Regions from separate parts of the Homo sapiens genome. Here region 2 is linked to region 1. The links are chromatin loops, found by intact Hi-C in ENCODE. Cell type or tissue: IMR-90. All regions are shown on one strand. Each heading gives the region's core, and the rest is flanking DNA. Links, peaks and the distances in the headings are about the cores only. Region 1 overlaps GOLM2 (golgi membrane protein 2). Region 2 overlaps CTDSPL2 (CTD small phosphatase like 2).

What was found. Peaks named below come from ENCODE experiments on the same cell type or tissue, not always from the same donor. Only the 100,000 strongest peaks of a DNase experiment are listed, where the experiment ranks them.
Region 2: a loop joins it to region 1, with 2.1 times the contacts of the local background. A loop is called at or near these places in 1 of 110 quality-filtered maps.

The regions. Positions count from the first base shown.
Region 1 is chr15:44,350,331-44,359,858 of GRCh38, forward strand. All of the region lies in intron 6 of GOLM2 (golgi membrane protein 2), which reads left to right. It also overlaps the pseudogene GAPDHP43. Among named protein-coding and RNA genes, the nearest start is that of GOLM2, 66 kb to the left of the region's middle. In IMR-90, for the core only: no CTCF peak of the experiment used is centred there; no DNase peak of the experiment used is centred there.
Region 2 is chr15:44,484,321-44,493,848 of GRCh38, forward strand. It overlaps CTDSPL2 (CTD small phosphatase like 2), which reads left to right. Exons shown (of 13, transcript NM_016396.3): 3 at 1-42; 4 at 2,231-2,380; 5 at 6,464-6,679. Among named protein-coding and RNA genes, the nearest start is that of EIF3J-DT, 48 kb to the right of the region's middle. In IMR-90, for the core only: no CTCF peak of the experiment used is centred there; DNase peaks (open chromatin) are centred at 5,351 and 6,481; H3K27ac peaks cover 492 bases.

The DNA of each region.
Region 1 (9,528 bases), core at 1,082-9,081:
GGTACTATGAGCAACTATATGCCAGTAATTTGGAAAACCTAGAAGAAAGGGTTAAATTCCTAGACACATACAGTCTACTAAGATAGAACCATGAGGTAATATAAAACTTGAACAGACTGACAACAAGTAACAAGTTGAAGCTGTAATAAAAAGTCTTCCAGCAAAGAAAAGCCCGGGACCCAATGGCTTCACTGTTGAACTCTACCAAACACTTAAAGAAAAACTAAAACCAATCCTATTGAGACTATTCTGAAAAATAGAGGAGGAGGGAATACTTCCAAACTCATTCTAGGAGACGAGTAATAGCCTGATACCAACACCAGTTAAAGACACATCAAGGAAAAAGAAAACCACAGACCAATATCTCTGATGGACATTGGTGCAAAAATCCTTAACAAAACACTATCAAACCGAATTAAGGAACATATTAAAAAGATCATGTATCATTGAACAAGTGGGTTTTATCCCAGGGATGAAAGGATGCTTCAGTATACATGACTCAATTAATGTGGTATGTCGTATCAACAGAATGAAGGACAGAAACCATATGGTCATTTCAATTGATGCTGAGAAAGCATCTGATAAAATTTAACATCTCTTCATGATAAAAATCCTCAAAAAACTGGATGTAGAAAGAAGAACATACCTCAACATAATAAAAGCCATATGTGGCAGACCCACAGCTAGTATCATACTGAAGAGGGAAAACTGAAAGCCTTTTCTCTAAGATCTAGAACACGAAGTGGATGCCCACTTTCACCACTGTCATTTGATCTAGTACTGTTATTTGACCTAGACTTCCAGTACTAGTACTGGAAGACCTAGCTAGAGCAATAAGAAAAGAGAAAGAAATAAAGGACATCCAAATCAGAAAGGAAGGTGAAAGGATTCCCACTTTAAGCACTGCTATTTAACCTAGTACTGGAAGTCCTAGCTAGAGCAATCAGACGAAAGAAAGAAAGGTGGCCAGGTGTGGTGGCTCACGCCTGTAATCCCAGCACTTTGGGAGGCCGAGTTGGGTGGATCACGAGGTCAGGAGATAGAGACCATCCTGGCTAACATGGTGAAGCCCCGTCTCTACTAAAAATAACAAAAAATTAGCCGGGCGTGGTGGCGGGTGCCTATAGTCCCAGCTACTCAGGAGGATGAGGCAGGAGAATGGCGTGAACCCGGGAGGCACAGCTTGCAGTGAGCTGAGATTGCGCCGCTACACTCCAGCCTGGGCAACAAAGCAAGACTCTGTCTCAAAAAAAAAAAAAAAAAAAAAACACAGACAAACAAAGAACATCAAAATCGGAAAGGAAGAAGTCAAATTATCCTTGTTTGCAGGTGATGTTATATTTGGAAAAACCTAAAGACTCCACCAAAAAACTATTAGAACTGATAAATTCAGTAAAGTTGCAGCATACTAAATCAACATACAGAAATCAGTAGCATTTCTATATGCCAACAGCGAATAATCTGAAAAAGAAATCAGGAACATAATCCCATTTACAATAGCTACAAATAAAATACCTAGGAATTAACTTTACCAAAGAAATGAAAGATCTTTACAATGAAAACTGTAAAACATTGGTGAAAGAAATTGAAGAGGACACACACACAAAAAGGAAAGATATTCCATGTTCATAGATTGGAAGAATCAATATTGTTAAAATGTTCATACTACCCAAAGCAGTCACAGATTCAATGCAATCCCTATCAAAATATGACATTCTTCCCAGAAATGGAAAAAACAATCCTAAAATTTATATGAAATCATAAAAGGCCTAGAATAGCCAAAGCTATCCTGAGAAAAAAGAACAAAATAGGAGGAATCACATAACCTGACTTCAAATTATACTACAGAGCCGTAGTAACCAAAACAGCATGGTACTGGCATAAAAACAGACACATAGACCAATGAAACAGAATAGAGAACCTAGAAACAGTTCATACATCTACAGTGAACTCATTTTTGACAAAGGTGCCAAGAATATGCACTGGGGAAAGGACAGTCTCTTCATTAGATGGTGCTGGGGAAGCTGAATATCCATACACAGAAGATCGAAACTAGCTCCCTGTCTCTCACCACATACAAAAGCCATATCAAAATGAATTTACGACTCAAATCTAAGACCTGAACTATGAAACTACTAAAAACAACATTGGGGAAACTCCCTGGGACATCAGACTGGGCAAAGATTTCTTGAGTAAAACCCCACAAACACAGGCAACCAAAGAAAAGATGGACGGATGGGATGACATCAAGTTAAAAAAGCTCTGCACAACAGAGGAAACAATCAGAAAAGTGAAGAGTAGCCAGGTGCAGTGGCTGACACCTTTAATCCTAGTACTTTGGGAGGCCGGCAGATCACCTGAGGTCAGAAGTTCGAGACCAGCCTGGCCAACATGGTGAAACCCCGTCTCTACTAAAAATACAAAAATTACCTGGGCATAGTGGCAGGCACCTGTAATCCCAACTACTCAGGAGGCTGAGGCAGGAGAATCGCTTGGACCTGGGAGGCAGAGGTTGCAGTGAGCCCAGATCGCGCCATTTTAGTCCAGCCTGGGCAATAAGAGCAAAACTCCATCTCAAAAAAAAAAAAAGAAAAGAAAAGAAAAGTGAAGAGGCAACCCACAGAATGGGAGAAGATATTTGCAAACTATCTATCTGACAAGAGATAAATAATCAGACTATATAAGGAGCTCAAACAACCATATAAGAAAAAAAATCTTATAATTCAGTTAGAAAATAGACAAAAGGTCTGAATAGACATATGTCAAAAGAAGACGTACAAATGGCAAAGCAGATATATGAAAAAGTGCTCAATATCATTGGTCATCAAAGAACCATAAATCAAAACTATAATGAGATATGACTTTAGCCTGTTTAAAATGGATTGTATCCAAAAGACAGGCAATAACAAATGCTAACAAGGATATGGAGAAAAGCGAACCCTCATACACCATTGGTGGGAATGTGAATTAGTTCAGCCACTATGAAGAACAGTTTGGAGTTCCTCAAGAAACTAAAAATAGAGCTACCATATGATCTAGCCATTCCACTGCTAGGTATGTACTTAAGAGAAAGGATATGACCTGGCATTCATATGCAGAAAAATATATATATAGAAAGGAAATCAGTATATTAAAGAGATATTTGCACTCTCTTGTTTATTGCACTATTCGCAGTAGCCAGGATTTGGAAGCAACCTAAGTGCTCATCAGCAGATGATGGATAAGGAAAATGTGGTATATATACACATTGGAGTACTATTTAGCCTTAAAAAAGAATGAGATCCTGTCATTTGTAACAACATGGATGGAACTATGGTCATTATGTTAGGTGAAATAAGCCAGACACAGAAAGACAAACTTCACGTATCCTCACTTATTTGTGGTGGGAACTAAAAATTAAAATAGTTGAACTCATGGGAATAGAGAGTAGAATAATGGTTACCAGAGGCTGTGAAGCTTATTGGGGAAGGGTAAGGGGGAAGTGGGGATGGTTAATTGGTACAAAAAATAGAAAGAATGAACAAGGTCTGGTATTTGATAGAACAGCAGAGTGACTAAATAATAGTTTAATTCTATGTTTTTAAACACCTGAAAGAGTATAATTGGGTTTTAACACAAAAGATAATGCTTGAGGTGATGGATGCCCCATTTACCCTGGTGTGATTATTACACGTTGTATGCCTGTATCAGAATATCTCCTGTACCTCATAAATATATACACCTACCATGTACCCACAAAAATTAGAAGAAGAAAATGTAAGTAATGCATTTCCTCAAAAAATTATAGGTAATTAGTATTAATCCACTGTATGTAATTGACATCTATTAACCACTTCATCCAACAACAGCAGGGACTCATTCTTCTCAAGCTGTCACAGAACACTCACCAAGATAGACCATAAAACGGGAATTGAACAATGAGAACACATGGACACAGGAAGGGGAACATCACACACCAGGGCCTGTTGTGTAGTGGGGGGAGGGGGGAGGGATAGCATTAGGAGATATACCTAATGCTAAATGACAAGTTAATGGGTGCAGCACACCAACATGGCACATGTATACATATGTAACAAACCTGCACGTTGTGCACATATACCCTAAAACTTAAAGTATAATAATAATAAAATAAAAATAAATAAATAAAATAAAATAAAATGAGACAGCAACCACACACAAAAAAATACTTATAAAACAGATTTTAAAAAATATTAATCACATAATGTCTACTCTCAGACCTCAGTGGAATTAAACTGAAAATCAATAGAGAAAGATAGGCTCTCTGTTCCTTCTGTGTGATAAAGGACACAGCAGCAGCCATGCAGCAGCAGCCATGCAGCAGCAGCCATGTCCCTGAGACAGTTGGTGAAATTGAAGGTTGTAGTAAACACATTTGGCTGTACTGGGCATCTGGTCAACTGGGCTGCTTTTAACTCTGGCAAAGTGGATATTGTCATCATCAGTGACCCCTTCACTGACTCCAGCTACATGGTCTACATGTTCCAGTATGATTCCACCAGTGGCAAGCTCCACAGCACTGTCAAGGCTGAGAATCACAAGTTTGTCATCAGTGGAAATCCTATCTCCATCTTCCAGGAGCAAGATACCACCAAAATCAAATGCAGTGATGCTGGCACTGGTTGTGTTGTGGAGTCAACTGGTGTCTTCACTATCTTGTATATGGCTGGGGCACACTTAGAGGAGAGAGCCAAAGAGTCATCATCTCTGCTGCCTTTGACCCCCTGTTTGATGGGCATGAACCATGAGAAGTACGAAAGCAACCTCACAATCATCAGCATTGCCTCCTGCACCACCAACTGCTTAGCATTCTCTGACCAAGATCATCCATGATAGCTCTGGCATCATGGAGGGACTCCTGACCACAGTCCCTGCTATCACTGCCACCCAGGAGACCTATGGATGGCTTTTCTGGGAAACTGTGACGTCATGGTTGTGGAGCTCTGCAGAACATTATTCCTGCATCTACTGGAACTTCCATGGCTGTGGGCAAGGACATCCCTGAGCTGAATGGGGAGATCACTGGCATGGCCTTCCTCGTCCCTACCACCAATGTGTCAGTTGTGGACCTGACCTGCTGTCTGGAGTAACCTGCCAAATATGATGGCTTCAAGAAGATGGTGAAGCAGGCATCGGAAGGCCCTTCGAGGGCACACTGGGCTACACTGAACACCAAGTTGTCCCCTGTGACTTTAACGGTGACACTCCCTCTTCCACTTTTAATTCTGGGGCTAGCATTGCCCTCAGCAACCATTTTGTGAAGTTAATTTCCTGGTATGACAATTAGTTTTGCTACAGCAACGGGGTGGTGGACCTCATGGTCCACATGGCCTCCAAGGAATAACAGCCCTCCGGACTACCAGCCCTAGTGAGAGCACGAGAGAAAAAGAGAGGCTCTCAGCTGCTGAGGAGTCCCTGCCTCACTCCGTCCCCCACCACACCAAGAAGCTCCCCTCCACCACAGTTTTCATGCCATATCCCCTGAAGAATGGGAGGGGTCTAGAGAGCCCCCACCTTGTCATGTACCGTCAATAAAGTCTTCTGTACTCAGCCAAAAATAAAATAAAATAATAGAAAGATAACTGGAAAATCCCAAAATATGTGGAGATTAAACAACTATTTCTGAATAATGCATGGATCAAAGAAGAAATCTCAGGAGAAATTTAAAAATATTTTGAACTAAATGAAAATGAAAACACTACTTATCAAAATTTATAGGATGCAGTGAAAGTCATGCTTAGAGGGAAATGTATAGCAGTGAATGCATATGTTAGAAAAGTAGAAAGGTCTAAAATCAGTCATTTAAGTTTCCACCTTAGGAAATTGAAAAAAAAAAGGCAAATTAAATCCAAAGTAAGCAAAATAAAAGACATAATAAAAAATTAGAACAGAAGTCAATAAAATTAAAAACAGGAAATCATTAGAGAAAATCAATGAAACCAATAGCTGGTTCTTTGACAGTATTAATAAAAATGCATAAGCCTCTAGCAAGGCTAAGAGAAAAAGAGAGAGGACACAGATTACTTCTGTCAGAAATGAAAGAGGGTTATCACTACAGATCCCATGGACATTAAAAGGAAAATAAAGGAATACTATGAACAACTCTGTGCCTACCAATTTGATAACCTAGATGAACTAGACCACTTCCTTGATAGACACAGTCTGCCAGCTCTACAAAAAGATAATCTGAACAGGTTTATATGTATTAAATAAATTGAATCAATAATAACCTTCCAAAGCAGGAAGCACCAGGTACAGATGGGTTTGCCGGTGAATTCTACCAAATATTTAAGAAGAAACTATACCCCTTATCTACAGTCTCTTTCAGAAGATAGAAGCAGAGGGAATACTTCCTAATTCATTCTATGATGCCATTGTTATGCCAGTACCAAAACCAGAGAAAGACACTACTACAGACCAATGTCTCTCATGATCTTAGATGAGACAAAACTACAGACCAATATCTCTCTTGATCTTATATGCAAAAATTCTCAATGAAATATTAGCAAGTTGAATTCAACAATGTATACAAGAATTATAGGCCAGGCACAGTGGCTCATGCCTGTAATCCTAGCACTTTGGGAGGCCAAGGTGGGCAAATTGCTTGAGCTCAGGAGTTCAAGACCAGTCTGAGCAACATGGCAAAAACCCATCTCTATAAAAAAATACAAAAACTAGCCAGGTGTGGTGGCACACCCCTGTGGTCCCAGCTACTCAGGAGGTTGAGATGGGAGGATTGCTTGAGCCCAGGAGATGGAGGCTGCAGTAAGCCAAGATCACATCATTGCCTAGGTGACAGCAAGACCCTGTCCCCACCACCACCCGCCCCCCAAAAAAAAGAAAAAGAAAAAAGTGTATCACAAGCAAGTGGGATTTATCCCAGGTATGCAAATCTGGTTTAATATTAAAAAATCAAGTAACATAATTCATCGTATTAGCAGGCTAAAAAAAAAATCACATGATTATATCAGTGAATACAGAAAAAGCATTTGGCAAAATCCAAAACTCATTCATGATAAAAACACAGTTAACTAGGAATACAGGGAAACTTTCTCAACTTGATACAGAATATCTACAAAAAAATCTACAAGTAACAACATACCTAGTGATGAGAAACTAGAAGTTTTCCTAACATCATGAACAAGGCAAGGATGTGCCTTCTCACCACTCCTTTTTAATATTATACTGGAAGTCTTAGCTAGTGTAATAAGGCAAAAAGGGAAACAAAAGGTAAACACATTGGGAAGGAAGAAATAAAACTCTCTTTGTTCACAGATGTCATTATCTTATATGTAGAAGACCCAAGAGAACTGACAAAAACGCTCCTGGAACTAGTAAGTGATTATAGAAAGGTTGCAGGATATAAGGTTAATATACAAAAGTTAATCACTTTTCCATATACCAGCAGTCAACAAATAGAATTTGGAATTAAAAATACAATACCATTTATAGTAGTACTCTCAAAATTCAATTATTTAGGTATAAATTTAATAAAATGTGTGAAAGGTCTATATAAGGAAAACTACAGAACTCTAAGGAATGAAATCAAAGAAGAATTAAATAAATGGAGAGCTATTGAGTTTCATGGATAGGAAGACTCAGTATTGTCAAAATGTCAGTTCCTCGGAGTATGATTTATAGATTGATATGATCCAAGTCAAAATCCCAGGAAGTTATTTTGTGGATATTGACAAACTGATTCCAAAGTTTATATAGAGAGGCATGCCAGGCACCATGGCTCAAGCCTGTAATCCCAGCACTTTGGGAGGCCAAGGCAGGCAGATCACCTGAGGCCAGGAGTTTGAGACCAGCCTGGCCAACATGGCAAAACCCTGTCTCTACTGAAAATACAAAAATTAGTTGGGTGTGGTGGCGCACATCCGTAATCCCAGCTACTCAGAAGGCTAAGGCATGAGAGTCACTTGAACCCAGGAGGCGGAGGTTGCAGTGAGCCAAGAGCACTTCATGCACTCCAGCCTGGGTGACAGAGCGAGACTCTGTCTCAAAGAAACAAAACAAAATAAAGTTTATATAGAGAAGCAAAACATTCAGAATAGCCAACACAATATTGAAGTCAAAAGTTGGACGACTGATGCTACTCGACCTCGAGACTTAATATTAGAGCTACAGTAATCAAGACAGTATGGTATTGGTCAACAAACAGAGAAATAGACCAATGAAACAGAACAGAGAGTCCAGAGATAGACACACATAAATATAGTCAACTGGTCTTTGACAAAGAAGCAAAGGCAATACAATGGGGTAGACAGTATTTTCAAAAAATGGTGCTGACAACTAGATTTTTAAAAAATGAATCTAGACATAGACGTTATACCCTCCACAAAAATTAACTCAAAATAGATCATAGACCTAAATAGAAAATGCAAAAGTATAAAACTAGAAGACAACAAGAGAAAACCTGGATTACCTTGGGTATGGCAATGACTTTTTGGATACAACACCAAAGTAGCGATCCATGAAAGAAATAATTGATGAGCTGGACTTCATTAAGATTTAGAAACTTCTGGCCGGGCACGGTGGCTCACGCCTGTAATGCCAGCACTTTGGGAGGCTGAGGCAGGCAGATCACGAGGTCAGGAGATCGAGACCATCCTGGCTAACATGGTGAAACCCCATCGCCACTAAAAATACAAAAAAATTAGCTGGGCGTGGTGCCGGGCGCCTCAGCTACTAGGGAGGCTGAGGCAGGAGAATGGCGTGAACCAGGGAGGCGGAGGTTGCAGTGAGCTGAGATCGCGCCAATGCACTCCAGCCTGGGTGACAGAGCGAGACTCTGTCTCAAAAAATAATAATAATAATAAAGAAAAAGATTTAGAAACTTCTGTGAGTGAAAATGTCAAGAGAAGACAAGACTGGGAGAAAAATTTTGTAAAAGACATATCTGATAAAAGATCTATGCAAAATATACAAAGAACTCTTAAAACTTAACAATTAGAGGCCAGGCGCAGTGGCTCATGCCTGTAATCCCAGCACTTTGGGAGGCTGAGGTGGGCGGATCACGAGTTCAGGAGATCGAGACCATCCTGGCCAACACAGTGAAACCCCGTCTCTACTAAAAATACAAAAAAATTAGCCAGGCATGGTGGCAGGCACCTGTAGTCTCAGCTACTTGGGAGGCTGAGGCAGGAGAATGGGTTGAACCCGGGAGGCAGAGCTTGCAGTGAGCTGAGATTGCACCACTGCACTCCAGCCTGGGCAACAGAGCGAGACTCCGTCTCAAAAACAAACAAACAAACAAACAAACAAGCAAAACACTCTGCAGGATATTATCCAGGAGAACTTCCCCAATCTGGCAAGGCAGGCCAACATTCAGATTCAGGAAATACAGAGAATGCCACAAAGATACTCCTCGAGAAGAGCAACTCCAAGACACATAATTGTCAGATTCACCAAAGTTGAAATGAAGGAAAAAATATTAAGGGCAGCCAGAGAGAAAGGTCGGGTTACCCACAAAGGGAAGCCCATCAGACTAACAGCGGATCTCTCGGG
Region 2 (9,528 bases), core at 448-8,447, 130 kb after region 1:
AACAGATATCTCGAGTAAGACGGAAAAGTCAAGTAAATGGAGGTTTGTTAATATTTAGATACTGTTTTATTTAGGTGTAAGCAGAGATCTCACCTGACACATTTCTTATCTATTTTTAAAACTCTACTTTGAGGCCGGGTGCAGTGGCTCATGCCTGTAATCCTCACATTTTGGGAGGCCGAGGTCGGCGGATCATTTGAGGCCAGGAATTTGAGACCAGCCTGGCCAACGTGGCAAAACCCCGTCTCTATTAAAATCACACACAAAAAATTAGCCAGGCGTGGTGGCGCATGCCTGTAATCTCAGCTACTCAGGTGGCTGAAGGTTGAGAATCGCTGGAACCCGGGAGGCAGAGGTTGCAGTAAGCTGAGATTGTGCCACTACACTCCAGCCTGGGTGACAGAGTGAGACTCTGTCTCAAAAACAAAACAAAACTACTTTGAGTAATTTTTGCCTTAATTTTGTAATCTTTGTATTATTAGTAACATGAAGTGAAATAAAAATGTGCTAATTTGAATCTTACTTTGAATTAAAGTAAGTAAAGATAGAGTATATACCTTTATGCTATTTAGCATAAAAATGTATGTGGATCAACATTTTGAACATCTAAATAAACTCATTTCTTAAAGCAATAATAATTGTGACTTAATTTAATTGAAATATATACCAAATTTCTTCCTAGATTATTCTACTTAAGAGCTCAGAGGGGACTTGCATCACTTAGTCCAGTAGGTTTCAACTAGGGGTGATTTTTTCCTCCAAGGGACATTTGTCAATATCTAGAGACCTTTTTGGTTGTCACAACTTGTGGAGGGGTGGCTACTAGTGTCTACTAGGTGGATGTCAGAGATGTTAAACATCCTACAATACACAGGACAGCTCTTCAAAACAAAGAATTAGACTGAAATGTCAATACTGCCGCTGTTGATAAACTCTGTCAATACCTTGTTGCATAGCAGAGAAACTCCTCAAAGTCAAAAAGAAGGAGAATAGCATTAAGGAAAAGCAGAGACAGCTATAAAGAATAACACTTTAGAGCAACAGTCCCCAACCTCTTGGCAGCAAGGACCAGTTTTGTGGAAGACAGTTTTTCCACTGACAGTGATGGGAATGGTTTCAGGATGAAACTGTTCCATCTCAGATCATCAGACATTAGTTAGATTCTCATAAGGATCGCACAACCTAGATCCCTTGCATGTAAAGTTCACAGTAGGGTTCGTGTTCCTAAAAGAATCTAATGCAGCAGCTTATCTGCAGATAAGGTAGTAGAGGCAGAGCTCAGGCGTTAATGCTTGTTCACCTCCTGCTCTGCGGCCCAGTTCCTAATAGGCTGCGGACTGGTACCAGTGGGTATGGGGTTAGGGACCCCTGCTTTAGAGTATGGAGTACTGTTTTAACGAATGCTATCTTAAACACAGCAGCAATTTCTCCCCTTGTCTCTGCCCAGTGCAGCAATATATCTTTATTGTTAGAAAAAACAAACCAGGAGGGAGAAAAAGACTGAGACAAGACAAGGGGGACAAAATAGAGAAAGAAACAAGTTAAAAGAACCATAGCAAAGAAGGAAATAAGTGTTGTAGACATCAAAAGTTGAGGAGAATCAAAGGATGATTAATTAGAACAGTTGATTGATTTTACTTTTATATTCTTAAAAGATCTGTGGAACATTTTGATTTACAGGAAACTTAAAATTATTTTCCCTAGCCACTCTGAGATGGCGTCTCAGTGTCCATAAGTAATTTTTGACACTGCTATATATAGCCTTTTGCTTCAGTAGAGTTATGTTGCCTCTATTCATTTCGCTGTCATTCATTAGATAGAAGCAGATGTGAGGGAAGGTTTTATGAATTAGAACCGTCCTAGAATGTAAACAAAAATAAAATTATTTGTGTTTTAGTTGGTGGGAACTAGTTTGCTTGTTTACAAAGAATTTTCTTCATTTTGTGTTATACTGTGTTGATTTGAAGCCTTTCAGTCTATAGGTGTAAATCTACTTTGAAAAAACTCAGTAAATATTAGCATTATAAACACATTGATACATAAAGAGCATTTGACTTACGAGTAATTTACCTCAATGTTTCTTTAATAAGCTTTCCTGAACATTAACATTAATTAGCTTTCGTGAAGTATTTTGAGGGAAAAAGAGTTACTTCTATAATGAATGATTTATAACACACTTCTGAAATTCAGTGTTTTCTAGATCATGACTTTTTTCTTGTTTCTTTTTTAGAAGCTGGTAGTTATGAAATGACAAATCAACATGTAAAACAAAATGGAAAATTAGAAGATAATCCTTCCTCTGGCAGTCCTCCAAGGACTACTTTGTTGGGGACCATATTTTCACCTGTCTTCAACTTTTTTTCACCAGCAAATAAAAATGGTAAGTATAAACTGTTAACTGTGATTTGGATTTTTTTTAAAAAAATGCATAGTTTGGGTTTTTTTTTTTTTTTTTTCTTGAGACGAAGTCTCTCTTTGTTGCCCAGGCTGGAGTGCAGTGACGCGATCTCCCCGCTCACTGCAGCCTCTGCCTCCCAGGTTCAAGCAATACTCCTGCCTCAGCCTTACAAGTAGGTGGGACTGTAGGTACCTGCCACCATGCCCGGCTAATATTTTTTGTATTTTTGGTTGAGACGGGGTTTCACCATGTTGACCAGGCTGGTCTCAAACTCTTGACCTTCAAGTGATCCGCCCACCTCGGATTCCCAAAGTGCTGGAATTACAGATGTGAGCAACTGTGCCCAGCAAAAAAATACATAGTTTTTAAAAAGATCTTTTTTATTTTATTAGCATATTTTGTCAATGTCTCGTGTATGTTTTCCACCTCATTAATAATATACAGCTCCTTGGGAGCTGGGTGTGGTGGCTGATGCCGGTAATCTGAACTCTTCGGGAAGCCAAGACAGGAGAATTGCTCAAGGGCAGGAGTTTGAGACTAGCCTGGGCAACATAGTGAGACCCTGTCTCTACAAAAAAATGTAAAAATTATTTGGGCGTGGTAGTGCACGCCTGTAGTCCTAGCTACTCCAGAGGCTGAGGTGGGAGGAATGCTTCAATCCAGCAGTTTGAACCCAGGAGTTTGAGGCTGCAGTGTGCTGTGATTGTACCACTGCACTCAAGCTTGGACAGCCAAGTAGGGGGTCCACGTAAAAAAAAATAAAAAGAATGGAATGGTCCTGTCTTCTGGGTGGCAGGGGTAGTGGCTCACAAAAGGCTTGAAAGAAAAGCCGAATCTGGAAAAGTGGCAAAAGCCATTCCAGGTAGAAGGAGCAGCATGCGTAGAGGCCTTGCAGCAGAAAACAGCATAGTGTATTTGAGAGCTGTTTGTAGTTTGTAATTGATGGAACATTGCATTTGAGAAGGGATAAGGTAGGAGAGCTATGAAGAAGTCATATAATAGAGCTAACATAGTAAGATGATGAACTTTATTCAAGTATGGGATAATTGAAAGTTTGTTTTGTTTTGTTTTTTTCCCCAAGGTGAAAGCAATTTTATTAAGAAAGTAAAGGAATAGGCCGGGCACCGTGGCTTATACCTGTAATCACAGCACTTTAGGAGGCCGAGGCAGGTGGATCATGAGGTCAGGAGTTCAAGACCAGCCTGACTAACATGGTGAAACCATGTCTCTACTAAAGAAAAATACAAAAGTTAGCTGGATGTGGTGGCATGTGCCTGTAATCCCAGCTACTCAAGGCAGGAGAATCACTTGAACCCAGGAGGCGGAGGCTGCAGTGAGCTGAGATCATGCCACTGCACTCCAGCCTGGGTGACAGAGCAAGACTCCGTCTCAAAAAAAAAAAAAAAAGAAAAAGGAATAAAGAATGGCTCCTCCTCCATAGGCAGAGCGGCCTGAAAGGTTTTAAACTGGTGAATAATACGATCAGATCTATGTTTTATAAAGATCACTTGGGCAGTAGTGTGTAGACTAGATTCTGAAGAGGCCATAGGCAGGTAGAACAATTAGTAGACTTGTAGTCGTTTGTGTGAGACTTGATGAGACCTTAATTGTATTAGAGAAGACAGGAAGGATCAGAGGATAGAAAATAGACACATTTTTGGTGCAGATTGGAGGTGAAAGAGAATAGAGATGAAGATGGCACAAGAGTAGAAGATTCAAGGAAAATAAAGTTCCTGGGAGATAGATAATTGAGTGTAATTTGGACCATGCTGAGTTTGAGATGCCATGAAATATTTAAATAAAAATATTCAGGCTGGGCGCGGTGGCTCAACGCCTGTAATCCGAGCACTTTGGGAGGCCGAGATGGGCGGATCACTTGAGGTCAGGAGTTCAAGACCAGCCTGACCAACATGGAGAAACCTATCTCTACTAAAAATACAAAAAAATTTAGCTGGGCATGGTGGCGCACACCCACCTGTAATCCCAGCTACTCAAGAGGCTGAGGCAGGAGAATTGCTTGAACCTGGGAGGCCGAGGTTGCAGTGAGCTGAGATCGCACCATTGCACTCCAGCCTGGGCAACAAGAGTGAAACTCCATCTCAAAAAACAAAACAAAACAAAAAAAACAAACCCCAGTAGTAATATTTTCCCCTCATGCTGAAGTAAAGAATCTCTGAAGGTGTGTATATCTCTGAAGGTGTGTACAGAAATAGATGTCTGGGGAAGAAGGAGTTGAAGTTTGATAGAGTTTTCTTGGAAGGAAGAGATGGTGTCATTAATGATAGTTCTAGTGGAAGGGACTTGGGAAGAATAGTGAAGGTTTACATTGATATTTTCTTTGTGTGTGTCTCTGTCTCTCTCTCCCCACCCCATACACACACAACCTCTCTCTCCACTCCCACATCTGTCTCTTCCCCCCTCCCCCCCACCTACCTCCTCCCCTCCCCCTGCCTTTCCCTGTCTCTGTGTCTCTGTTTTATTTGGATTATGACCAGTCTTTGTAATTGTATTTTTTGTTCCATAGCCTGCAACTAGGGTCTGAGAAGCCTGTTGGTTACGTTGATTCAAGAGGGATTTCTTGATGGATGACAGTGGAGGAATGAGGGATCAAGGATACTGAGGCTGCCAGTTTGACAGTGTATTTAAGTGATACACCACGAAGTCTAACTAGATGAGGAGGGTTGAGAAGAAGTGTTTGAGGGACGTGTTTGGAATTAAACAGACTGGCCTTTATCAAGTTTGAAGATCACATATAATGGGAGTATGAGATATATAATTTGAGGGTTAGGAGGTTGTGCTAAGTGGTTAATACAGTATTAGAATTTTAGGCTTCAGAGGTGAAGTTTCTCAGTGTTAATGTCCAGGTTATAGCTATGGTAGTAACTGATATAGAGCAGTATGAGTGAAGGTGGTTGGAGCTGAAGAGGGCAAGAACTTTGAGGATTAGTCATTGGATGAGTCATTGACATCATCTGTAATAACAACTAGAAAAAATACTGTGTTAAATAGAGCAGTAAACTAGTAGCTATGTATTAAACTTCTTTGCGATTGAGAGGATTCTGGCAGTAGATGGTAGGTGCCAGCAGTGAGGATAAGTGAAGAATTATATAGCCATGTGACATCAGTCTCAAAAGAGCAGACTTTTTTTGCACATTAGTGGAAAACCAGCGATTGGATAGTAGCAATGGAGATAAATGAATTCTGATTCAATTAGTATATTGGTATGGGAGAATAAAGAGCATTGAGGGAAGGGTATCAGAAAAACCTTTTAGGAAAGAGGTTAAACTTAAAGCAACAAGGGAGAAGGAATGTTCTGTAAGGAAGTTGAGAATATTGGAGGTTAATTTTTTTTGTTATTTTTGTTTAAAATGACATTTGGAAGATTCCAGAAGGAAATGGAAAGACCTGGGATTATTATTTTTTCTTTTTTAATTGAGACAGGGTCTTGCTCTGTCACCCAGGCTGGAGTGCAATAGTACGATCACCGTTCACTGCAGCCTTGACCTCCTTCTGGGCCCAAGCGATCCTCCCACTTCAGCCTCATGAGTAGCTGGGATCACAGATGTGCACCACCACACCCAGCTAGTTTTTATATTCTTTGTAGAGACAGCCATGTTGCCCAGGCTGGTTTTGAACTCCTGAGCTCAAGCAATCTGCTTGCCTCAGCCTCCCAAAGTGCTGGGATTACAGGCATGAGTCACCACACCTGGCCCAGTCTTTGTTATTGAGATGGAGTTTTGCTGAGAAATTATTTTTATATCTTTTAATTAAAAGGTTCTCATGATTAGGGGAACAGCTAATTTTTTGATACCTCTGGTTGAAAAATTACAATTGCACACATGACTAGGATGCAGAAACTTTGCTCACAAATGTTACTCTAGCCTGTAAGTCTTTATTCTTCATTGTTTGAAATAGCTAGCAAAGATTCTCTAAAAGCAATATACTCAGCTTTGTTCCTGCAGGAATGATCAGTCTAAATAAATATATTGTACGGTGATGCTGCATTTAGTTTTTCTAAATAGGTGCATTTTTAAATGATGATAGTACACTGAATCATGATTTCAGGAACGTCAGGATCAGATTCTCCAGGACAGGCTGTGGAAGCTGAAGAAATAGTAAAACAACTTGATATGGAACAGGTGGATGAGATCACTACCAGTACTACTACATCAACTAATGGAGCAGCTTACTCAAATCAAGCAGTTCAAGTGAGACCATCACTAAACAATGGTTTAGAAGAAGCAGAAGAAACAGTTAATCGTGATATCCCACCCCTTACAGGTGAAGAAAATTTCTTTTCTTATACATCTTCATGAGTAGTTGATAAAAAATAACAGTATTTCATATTTTTTCTTAAATGAGCACATTATATGCATAGGTTTTTCTTCCTGGAAGTTAAGAAAAAGTTAAAATTGGAAACAAAGCTTTGTCCCAAAAATCCAAAGTCATTTTGAAATTGAAATTTTTTAAAAGATTTTGACTAAGTATTAGTCATTTTACAGTTTAATTATTACTACTAATCTTATTGCTTGGAGAAATTTAATACAACTAACAAAATATATGCTCATGTTTATGAATATCCTTATTATTATTGCACAAGTCTTAGACCCTTATGTCTGAGGTCACTAGCTAGAGGCAGTCTCATACCTTCAGATTTGTTTGATTACATCAATGACATCCCCCCAAAAACTGCTTCTGTTCCTAGATCTCCCTATATACCTAAGTTTGCAGCCTGACTTGGAACCTTATAAAGGCCAAACATAATTATTGGGTTTCGGAGCCATTTGTCCTTGAAATGTGGAAACATATGGATCAGGAATTTCATTACCTCTGAGTACTGTGGTGGATAGACAGGGTACAAGATGGAATTGTGTTCCACCATTCTTAAAAGCAGAAATAAAACTGAAGAAGGCCATCTTCTTATTAGGGCATGGAGATTTTATCTTAAATTTGTTTTGTTTGTTTGTGTTTGTTGTTGTTGTTTATTGTGGTACCAGGTATTTGAGAGAGCGCAGTAAATATATATTAGTTAAGAAACATAGTTTGGGGCCAGGCATGATGGCTGGGGCCTATAACCCAGCACTTCAGGAGGCCAAGGCAGGAGGGTTGCTTGAGGTCAAGAGTTTGAGACCAGCCTGGGCAAAAGAGCCAGACCCTGTCTGGGGTGGAGTCTCACTCTGTCGCCCACGCTGGACAGTGCAGTGGCATGATCTTGGCTCACTGCAACCTCCACCTCCTGGGTTCAAGCGATTCGCCTGTCTCAGCCTCCTGAGTAGCTGGGATTACAGGCATGTGACACCACTCCCAGCTATTTTTTTTTTTTAACTTTTAGTAGAGACCAGGTTTCATCATGTTGACCAGGCTGGTCTCGAACTTCTGACTTCAAATGATCTGCCCACCTCGGCCTCCGAAAGTGCTGGGATTACAACTGTGAGCCATTGCGCCCGGCCAAAAAAAATTTTTTTAAATTAGCCGGGGATGGTGGCATGTGCCTGTAGTCCTAATTACTCAGGAGGCTGAAGTGGGAGGATTGCTTGAGCCCAGGAATTCCAGACTGCCGTGAGCTATGACTGAGCCACTGCAATCCAGCCTAGGCAGCAGAGCAAGATCCAGTCTTGGGAAAGACAAAAGAAAAAAAGAAACATAGTTTGGTTTAAGGAAATATAATATACAGATGGTTCCTGAGTTACAGTGGTTCAACTTCCAATTCTTTTACTTTACAATGGGTTTATCAGGGTGTTAAATGCATTTTGACCTATGATATTTGTGACTTATGATGGGTTTATTGGGATATAGCCCCATCATAAGTCTAGGAGCATCTGTACTTCTCTCAGCTATAAAAAGGAAACTTTTAAAAAAGTAATTGACACAGCAGAAAACATTTAAAGAAAATATGATACAATTATGAAACTTCTATATAATGCAATCCAGTAATACCAACGTGAAGAGACAAGCAGCAAAATAGGTTTATTTTAAAGTCATCAAGTGAAAGATTCATATGTATAATGTTAAATTCAGAATTTAAAAATAATACAGAATCTAACAGTCAAATCAATACAATTACGTTCATTCTTTTGTGGGTAATATTTGCAATTTAACCCACCTTTGACCCATCATTTTATGCTTATTACTTTGCCCAGTGGTATAAGACTAATAAAGTATAGACTAAAGTTCAGGGCTTTGGCTTCCTGTTCGATGTTTGTTCTGTATTTTCATGCTCTTGTATAAGCCTTTTTATTTATTTTTTCTGACAACTGTGAAGATGGAGAAAGGATTTCTGTAACTTAGCGGTTTCTAGAAGGGAAAATTAAGATATACTATAGTTGTCACAGTCATTCATTTATTCTCCCAGCATTTATGAGCACCTTTTTTTTTTGTGATTGGAACTGTTGATGAATTGACTCCTGAGGAGTTTGTGATCTAATTGAAGAGCCAAATATACAGAAACATCACTATACAGTATGGTGAGTGCTGCTACAAAGAAGTGAGCTAAATGACATGGTGTGTCACATTGCAGTTACTCTGATTGGGATGATCATGAGAGTATAGATAGAGGCATTTAGTATGAGTGACAAAAGTATTCTTTTCCTTAACTTTGAGAACATAGCCAAAGAGAACAAGAAGGTAGGAAGCTAGCAGCTGTGTTACTTTGGACAGCTTATTTAAGCTTTTGAGACAGTTTCAAAAACAGTTTTCTTAGCTTTAACATAGTTTTTGTAATACAAGGTTTTGCAGGCTAAAGGAGATAAAATAGGCAAAATACTTAGCATATAAGCACTTAACAAATATTCTTGGCTGGGTGCCGTGGCTCATGCCTATAATCACAGCACTTTGGGAGGCCAAGGTGGGCAGATCACTTGAGCTTAGGAGTTTGAGACTAGCCTGGGCAATATGGCGAAACCCTGTATCTACAAAAACAACAACAAAAAAATTAGCTGGGCATCGTGGCTTGCATACTATAGTCCCAGCTACTTGAAGGGCTGAGGTGGGAGGATTGCTTGAGCCTGTGAGGTCAAGGCTGCAGTGAGCTGTGTTCATGCCACTGCACTCTAGCCTAGGCAACAAAGTGAGACCTGTCTCAAAAAATAATAATAAAATAAAAATATTCTTTCATCTGAGATTAATAGGAA